2 separate regions of the Homo sapiens genome follow, and region 1 is linked to region 2. A link is an interaction called in ENCODE POLR2A ChIA-PET data of the cell type or tissue named here. Cell type or tissue: PC-9. All regions are shown on one strand.

The links. Peaks named below come from ENCODE experiments on the same cell type or tissue, not always from the same donor. Only the 100,000 strongest peaks of a DNase experiment are listed, where the experiment ranks them.
Region 1: POLR2A ChIA-PET joins it to region 2 with 5 read pairs; 2 of 35 experiments call an interaction of 5 or more read pairs at or near these places.

What each region holds. Positions count from the first base shown.
Region 1 is chr19:35,004,758-35,008,757 of GRCh38, forward strand. The region is part of intron 1 of GRAMD1A (GRAM domain containing 1A); the gene reads left to right. Among named protein-coding and RNA genes, the nearest start is that of GRAMD1A, 6.4 kb to the left of the region's middle. RefSeq lists enhancers at 1-19, 20-564. In PC-9, no CTCF peak of the experiment used is centred here; a DNase peak (open chromatin) is centred at 1,784; H3K4me3 peaks cover 469 bases; H3K27ac peaks cover 2,045 bases.
Region 2 is chr19:35,192,526-35,196,525 of GRCh38, forward strand. No RefSeq gene overlaps it. Among named protein-coding and RNA genes, the nearest start is that of FAM187B, 34 kb to the right of the region's middle. In PC-9, no CTCF peak of the experiment used is centred here; no DNase peak of the experiment used is centred here.

The DNA of each region.
Region 1 (4,000 bases), 190 kb before region 2:
CCGCGCTGTACACTCCATCTTAGTCCGCCAGTCCCTGTGGGAGGGAAAGCAGCGTAGTTAAACCAGGTGCCCTCCAGGTACTGGGCTTTGTGGATCTCACCTCACCTCCATCTCTGTGCAACCCTAGGAGGTGGGCACTAATTCCCATCATACCCAAGAGGAAACTGAGGCACAGGAGGGTTCAGACACTAGCTCAGGGTCACACAGAAAGGACGCGGTGGCACTTGACTGGAAGGTCCTTGGACTGTGGGGCCCACACTCCAGGCTGCTGCCCTGGAGACCTGCAGGGTCCAAGGAGTCGTGCACCTGCTGGAACCCAAGTTCTATGGGGGGCGGGGAAGGAGGGCCGATCACCCAGGCCATCCCCAACAGTATGTGCTCACGGAGCACCTCCTGTACGCCAGGCCCTGCTCTAGGTGATGGGGACACTCAACATCGTGGGTGGGGGTTGGGGGTGGGGAGAGAAGGATAAGAACTAGGGGGAAATACTGAAGGTCCCGGGAGGCAGCAGGGAGACTTGCTTTGCAGAAAGAGAGCAGGGAGGGGGATCGGGAGGCGGGGTAGGGGGTGTTAAATAGGGAGGTAGGGAAGGTGTCCACTGAGCAGAGACCTGAGGGAGGTGGGGGAGCCCTGTGGATGTGGATGTGGATGTCTGGGAGGAAGGGCATTTTGAGCAGAGGCACCGACCAAGGCGGGAGCTGGGAGAGGGAGTGCAGGGCTGATGAGGGCAGAGAGGGACCACCCAGGAGGACCCTGATGGACTCAGATGATCCCAGGCTCCCTCCCACTACAGGTATGGGCAGGGATGGGAACAGGGAGACCAGGGAGGAGGCTGCTGGGATGGCCCAGGGGAAAAGCAGTGGCCTGGGCCACTGGCTGTTTAATTATTTTATTCACGTATTTTATTCCACAAATTTATTTTACAAGTGTTACATGAGTGCCTACCCTGCATCCTGTCCCGCATTGTGCTGGGGACAGAGCAGTGACCCACAGACCCGTGAAGGACTTGGACCTGTCATCAGACAGTGACGGCCCAGAGTAGTCCAGGATGGGAGCTGCCCAGGGGACTGTGGGGTCACGCATGAGCCAAAGTCCTGAAGGACAAATAAGGATTTGCTAGGCAAAGAAGAACTACGATCTGGACAGACAGAATGGCATATGTTAAGGCTTGGAGGTAAGAGAGACAACTTTGAGTTGCCCCAGGTGGTGGAGGGAATCCCACCTGCACCCCAGAATACATCAAGGCCCCTAAATGGGAATCCTGCCTTGAAATAAACCAAGCCCATGGCCAGGTGCAGTGGCTCACAGCTGTAATCTCCTAGCACTTTGGGATGCTGAGGCAGGTGGATTGCCTGAGCTCAGGAGTTCGAGACCAGCAACGTGGTGGAACCCTGTCTCTACTAAAATACAAAAAATTAGCTGGGCATGGTGGTGGGTGCCTGTAATCCCAGCTACTGCGGAGGCTGAGGCAGGAGAATCACTTGAACCTGGGAGGCGCAGGTTGCACTGAGCTGAGATAGTGCCACTGCACTCCAGCCTGGGTGACAGCGCGACTCTTTGTCTCCAAAAAATAAAGAAAAAAGAAAGAAACCAGGCCCGTATCCTATGGCAAGTGGTTTGCCGCTTTGAGCTAGTTTCCTCCTCTGTAAAGCAGGGATGGTGAATCATATCAAAGGCACCGGCTTGAGAAATAATACGGTTAATCATACGGAGAGCTTGACATATTTCCTGATAAGGAGTCAACAAAGAATGTCCTTTTAAAGTTCCCAACGCCATCCCCACAGTCCTTATTACAGTTCGTGTTTGCACAGTGAAGTTGGGAGTGTCCTGTTTGTTCAGTGTCTGCCTCCCCACCAGAAGGCTCATTCCCCAAGGGCAGGGGCCATGTCCTGCGGGCTCTACTGATGCCAGCTCCAGCCAGCGTGCAGATTATTCATTTAGCCTCTGGTGGTTATTGAGCATTCACTATGTGCCTAGAGTTTTGGGCTCTAGGGACCCGGTGGTAACCAAGACCTGAAGGTCACAGTCTGGGTAGACAGTAAACAAACAGTAAACAAGCAGGACACTCCAGATAGCCTGGGGTGTGGCGACAGAGGTGCCTGCCTTAGGCTGGATGATGCGGAAGGAGAGCATTTGAGCTGAAGGGGACAGAGCTGGTGATGCCGGGGCCATGGAAGGACATTCAGGCGGAGGGACTACAAATGTGGAGGCCTTGGCGTGGGAATGAGATTGGAGAGCTTAGGGACAAAAGCAGGCTGGGATGGCCAGGGGAGAGGAAGGACAGGGAGAGGGAGGACATGAGGTCAGTGAGGTTCCAGGGCCAAATCACCACACCAAGGTGAGGTCTTTGCTTTTACCTGGAGTGAGGTGCACCCAGGGCAGGGCTCAGACCTGACTCAGATGGTCACAGGTCTCCTCTGGTTGTAGGACACCAGTGAAGAGGCTGCTGGGGTGTCCAGGCTGGAGGTGATGGAGGCTGGAGCAGGGAGAAATGGGTATAATAAAAATAACGGATGCTGGGTGCGGTGGCTCACGCCTGTAATCCCAGAATTTTGGGAGGCCGAGGTGGGCGGATAACCTGAGGTCAGGAAGGAGTTCAAGACCAGCCTGGCCAACATGGTGAAACCCTGTCTCTACAAAAAATGCAAAAATTAGCGGGGCATGATGGCGGGTGCCTATGATCCCAGCTACTGGGGAGGCTGGGGCGGAAGAATCGCTTGAACCTGGGAGGTGGAGGTTGCAGTGAGTCGAGATCATGCCATTGCACTGCAGCCTGGGCGACAGAGAGAGACCCCATCTCAAAAAAATAAAAATAATAGAAATAGAGCTGGGTGCAGTGGCTCACACCTGTAATACCAGCACTTTGGTAGTGCCCAAGGTGGGAGGATCACTTGAGGTCAGGAGTTTGAGAACAGCCTGGGCAACATAGCTAGACCCCATCTGTACAAAAATTTTTTAAAAATAAAAAAGCTGATAACAGTGGTGTGTACCTGCAGTCCCAGCTACCCGGGAGGCTGAGGCAGGAGGATCACTTAAGCCCGGGAGCTCGAGGCTGCAGTGAGCCGTGATTGTGCCACTGCACTCCAGCCTGAGTGACAGAGCGAGACCCTATCTCTAAAAAGAAAATAAAAATAAATAATGGAAATAGATTTTGAAATGAGAGATGAAGAAAATAAAGAAATTAAGAAAGATGCTTAGGGTTTTAGCTCCGACAACTGAGTGGAAAGTCGCTGTTCAATAAATATTTGTTGTATGAATCAGTAAGTTAATTTTAAAAATAGGAGGTATAGGCCAGGCGCGGTGGCTCACACCTGTAATCCCAGCATTTTGGGAGGCTGAGGTGGGCAGATCACTTGAGGTCAGGAGTTCAAGACCAGCCTGGCCAACATAGTGAACCCCCGTCTCTACTAAAAATACAAAAATTAGCCAGGCATGGTAGTGTGATCCTGTAATCCCAGCTACTCAGGAGGTTGAAGCAGGAGAATCTCTTGAACCCAGGAGGCGAAGGTTACAGTGAGCTGAGATCACACCACTGCACTCCAGCCTAGGTGACAGAGTGAGAGATTCCGTCTTAAAATAAAATAAAATAAAACAGCAGGTGTCTTTGAGAGCTCGCTATGTGCCATGCTCTGTTAGAATTACTTTACATGGGCTGGGCACGGTGGTTCATGCCTGTAATCCCAGCATTTTGGGAGGCTGAGGCCAGAGGATCACTTGAGGCCAGGATTTTGAGACCAGCTTGGGCAACTTAGGAAGACCCCGTCTCAAAAAAAATTAAAGTAGGCTGGGCACGGTGGCTCCCACCTGTAATCCCAGCACTTGGGAGGCCAAGGTGGGCAGATCATGAGGTCAAGAGTTTGAGACCAGCCCAGCCAACATGGTTAAACCCCATCTACTAAAAATATAAAAGCTAGCCATGTGTGGTGGCAGGAACCTGTAGTCCCAGCTACTTGGGAGGCTAAGGCAGGAGAATCAGTTGAACCCAGGAGGCAGAGTTTGC
Region 2 (4,000 bases):
TCCTGAGTAGCTGGGATTACAGACACCCACCACCACACCCTGCTAATTTTTGTATTTTTAGTAGAGATGAGGTTTCACCATGTTAGCCAGGCTGGTCTCGAACTCCTGACCTCATGATCTGCCTGCCTCAGCCCCCCAAAGTGCTAGGATTACAGGTATGAACCACTGTGCCCAGCCTATTTTGTTTTTGTTCCTCTCTTTTTCCTTTCCTGACATTTTTTTTGCTTATTTGAACATAGTTTAGTCTTCCATTTTAAGTTATCAATTATGATTTTTACTATAACTATTTGTATAAGTTTTAGTGGTAACTCTAGGGATTACAAAATGCACACTGAACTTTTTACACTGTATTTAGAAACAATATTTTATCACTCAAAACTTTAGCACTAGTAGGTCTCTTAATTCTCCCCCTTATGTTATACTTGTCATGTATTACATACACATTCATGAAAATTCCATGGCCAATGTTATAGTTTTTTTTTTTTCCAACTGTAAAACAGATTTTAAGGAACTCAAGAGGAGAATAGCCTATTATATTTACCCAGGTAGTTATTACTTCTGTTGTTCCTCCTTTATTCCTGATGTTCCAAGTTTCCTTCCGGTATCATTTCCCTTCTGTCTGAAGCAATTCCTTTAGCAATGTTTTTTACAGCATTTCCGCTGGGTATGAATTTTCTTAGTTTTACTTAATCTAAGAATGTCTTTATTTCGCCTTTATTCCTGAAAGTTATTTTCACTGGAGATAGAATTCCAGATTGACACTTATTTTCTTTCAGCACTTTAAGAATATTAGGCCATTTCCTTCTGGCTTCCATGGTTTCTGCTGAGAAATATGCCATCATTTGAATTATTCACATGTATTGGCTTGTTGGGTTTTTTTTCTTTTCTTTTTTTTTTTTTTTTTCTTCTTTCAAGATATTTTCTTCATATTTAATTTTTAGCAGTTTAATTATGATTTGTCTGTGCATGGATTTCTGTGGGTTTATCCTATTTGGGGTTCACTTAGCTCCTTGAATCTGCAGGTTTAAGTCTGTATATAGGGAAAACAAACTGTTTTTCCTCTTCTATACTCACCCTCAGCACTCAACACTTCTGATGCCAGATGTGTGGGGTTCCTTCCCCCCCCAAACAAGCAATTCTCCTATGGCAGTTGGGAGTCCTACAATTCAATTCAGTTCTAACACTATTTACCTAGAGACAGTGTCAGATCCCAAAAGTTAAGGGCTCAGTCCCGTAAGACTGCATCCCACTTCAGATGTCAATCATAAGTGATAGATTCCCAGGTTATCCACAACTTCTGTCTGACTTGGCTACAAATTACAGGTTCACAAGATCCTTTACTTGGGTTCAGTCATTTGCTAGAATGGCTCACAGAACCCACTCTGTATGCTGAAACTGAGAATTAACTTGATTAAGCCCACTGAACTTAAACTGCCTTACTTACTTTTAATTCCTTACTTCTAGTTAATCTTAATAACTATATAGCTAAAAGTCATGTAACTAAGCAATCTACTATCTTCCTTATAGATAATATCTCTGATGTATAGGTCACCATGGTAACAGTTGCTTAAAGTTATTTTTCATGAATTTGGGGTCAGCTCTTGTCCAGTTCAAGCCGCTTGAGACCACTTCACCTGGGCCTGCGTGAATGTCCAAGAGGTGAGCTTCTGACACCAGAGGGCCATAAAGATCTTCCTACAGATCATACTAACGCCACCATTTTCTAAACATGCTTCCTATGAAGAGCCATGAGGCTTGACTATGTGTGTGCAGATTGCCAATTACCTCACTTTTTCTTATCCCAATTCCCTTTCTCCACACCTCAGACCACTCTGCTTCTTTATCTCATAAATATCCCTAAATCCCATCTTTGGGGAGGCAGATTTGAGACCCATTCACCCACCTCCTCACTTGGCTGTCTCATGAACAAACCCTTTATTTTTTGCAAAACCTTTCGCCACAGTGATTGGCTTATTGAGTGCAGGCAAAATGAACCTTGCTCAGTATCAGTATTTACCCACTTGTTACAAAGAATCCAAATCAGGAACAGCCGGATGGAAGATGCATAGGGCAAGATATGAGGGAAGGGGTGCAGAGCTTCATGTCCTGTCCAGCTGTACCTGCCTCCTAGCATTTCCACTTGTTCAGCAACCCAGAAGCTCTCAGAACCCTATCTGTTAGGGTTTTGGTGGAAAGCTTCATTACATAGGCATGATTGATTGCATCGTTGGCCTTTGGTGATGAACTCTACCTTCACTCCCCGTCCCGCTCCCCAGAGATGGAGGTGGGGTGTGGCTAGAAGTTCTAGCCCACTCATCACGTGTTTGGTTCTCTGGGCAAGGAGACCTCATTCTGAAGCTGTCCTGGATCCCCCAACCATCAGTCATCTCATTAGCATACAAAAATATTTCAGTTGTTTTAGGAGCAGTGTGTCAGGAAGTGGGGGAAGGCATAGACCAAAATTTATTTCTTGGCCGGGTGCGGTGGCTCATGCCTGTAATCCCAGCAGTTTGGGAGGCCGAGGCGGATGGATCATTTGAGGTCAGGAGTTGGAGACCAGCCTGGCCAACATGGTGAAACCCCGTCTCTACTAAAAATACAAAAATTAGCCAGGCATGGTGGCGCATGCCTGTAATCCCAGCTACTCGGGAGGCTAAGACAGTAGAATCGCTGGAACCCAGGAGGCAGAGGTTTCAGTGGCACCACTGCACTCCAGCCTGGGCGACAGAGCTAGACTCTCTCAAAAAAAAAAAAAAAAAAATTACTTCTTATTATGTCACAATGGCTTTTGCTAAACTTGAGATGTTTTCTGTCATTATTTCTTCAAAATATTTTTCAGCACCGCACTTTCCTCTGGCCTCTGGGATACAAATGTTAGACCTTTGTGGTTGTCCCACAGGTTCCTAAGGCACTGTTCAATTTTTTTTTTTAAGTCTTTTTTCTTTCTACTATACAGATTTGGTTATTTTTATTGTTGTATCTTTATGTTGACTGACTCTCTTCTCCCATCTCCATTTTGTTATTGAGCCCATTCGATGAATATTTTATTTTGGTTATAGTGTTTTTCAGTTGCACAATTTCCATTTGTTTCTTCTTCATGTGTTTTATTTCCTTGCTGATATCTTTAATATTTGTTTTAAGAGTTTTTTTATATAATTGCAAAGTTTACATCATTGCAATAGCATGAATTGATTGTCTTTTCCCATGAGAGTTAAGAATTTTGGTATCCTTTGTATGCCAAGTAATTTTGGACTGCATCCTGCACATTTTGAACATTATATTATGACACTCTGAGTCTTGTTTAAATCCTATTGAGAATATTGATGGTTTTGTTTTAGTGGCCAGTTAACCTGGGTAAATTCAGACTGCTAAGTTCCTACTTGCCTTCTATGCCCTGTAGTTCCAATGTCAGTTCAGTTTTTGAAGCATTTGCAATGCTATTCTGATCTATCTTCCAAATGTGTCATCCAGTGGTCAGTCTGGGCCCTGGGCAGAAGTCTAATCATTAGCTCAGTTTCCAGTCTGCGGCATGCTAATTAGGGCCAGATGAGTCCATGAGTTCATAAATAACTTTATGGGGTGACTTTCTCAAGCCCTTCCCTCTCTGTTATCTTCCGATACTTTCTGGTTCCCTGGGCTCCCCTTTCTGATCCTCCAGACAGAAACTGCCCAATTTCATGATTGTGCCAGGTCTAGGATCAAGAGGTTGGAGAACAGAGAGGGAGAAAAAAAAGCAATGGAGTCTGATCCTTTCCACTGAATGGAGAGAAAAGTCCTTTCCTGAATTTTTGGCTTCTGCCAGCTGCTCTGCTACTGCAATGGGATTGCTCGAAAGAAAACAGAAAAGGGGGAGAAAATAAATTCTCCCCACTCTCTCTGAACTTTAGGAGTACCCTTTCCTGCTCCTTCAGCCAGGCCTCTCCTAGGTTTCTCCCTGTCTGCACCACAGTGCTCATTTCCAAGTTTTGGACTGTATTGAGTTCAGGTCAGGGGATACAGG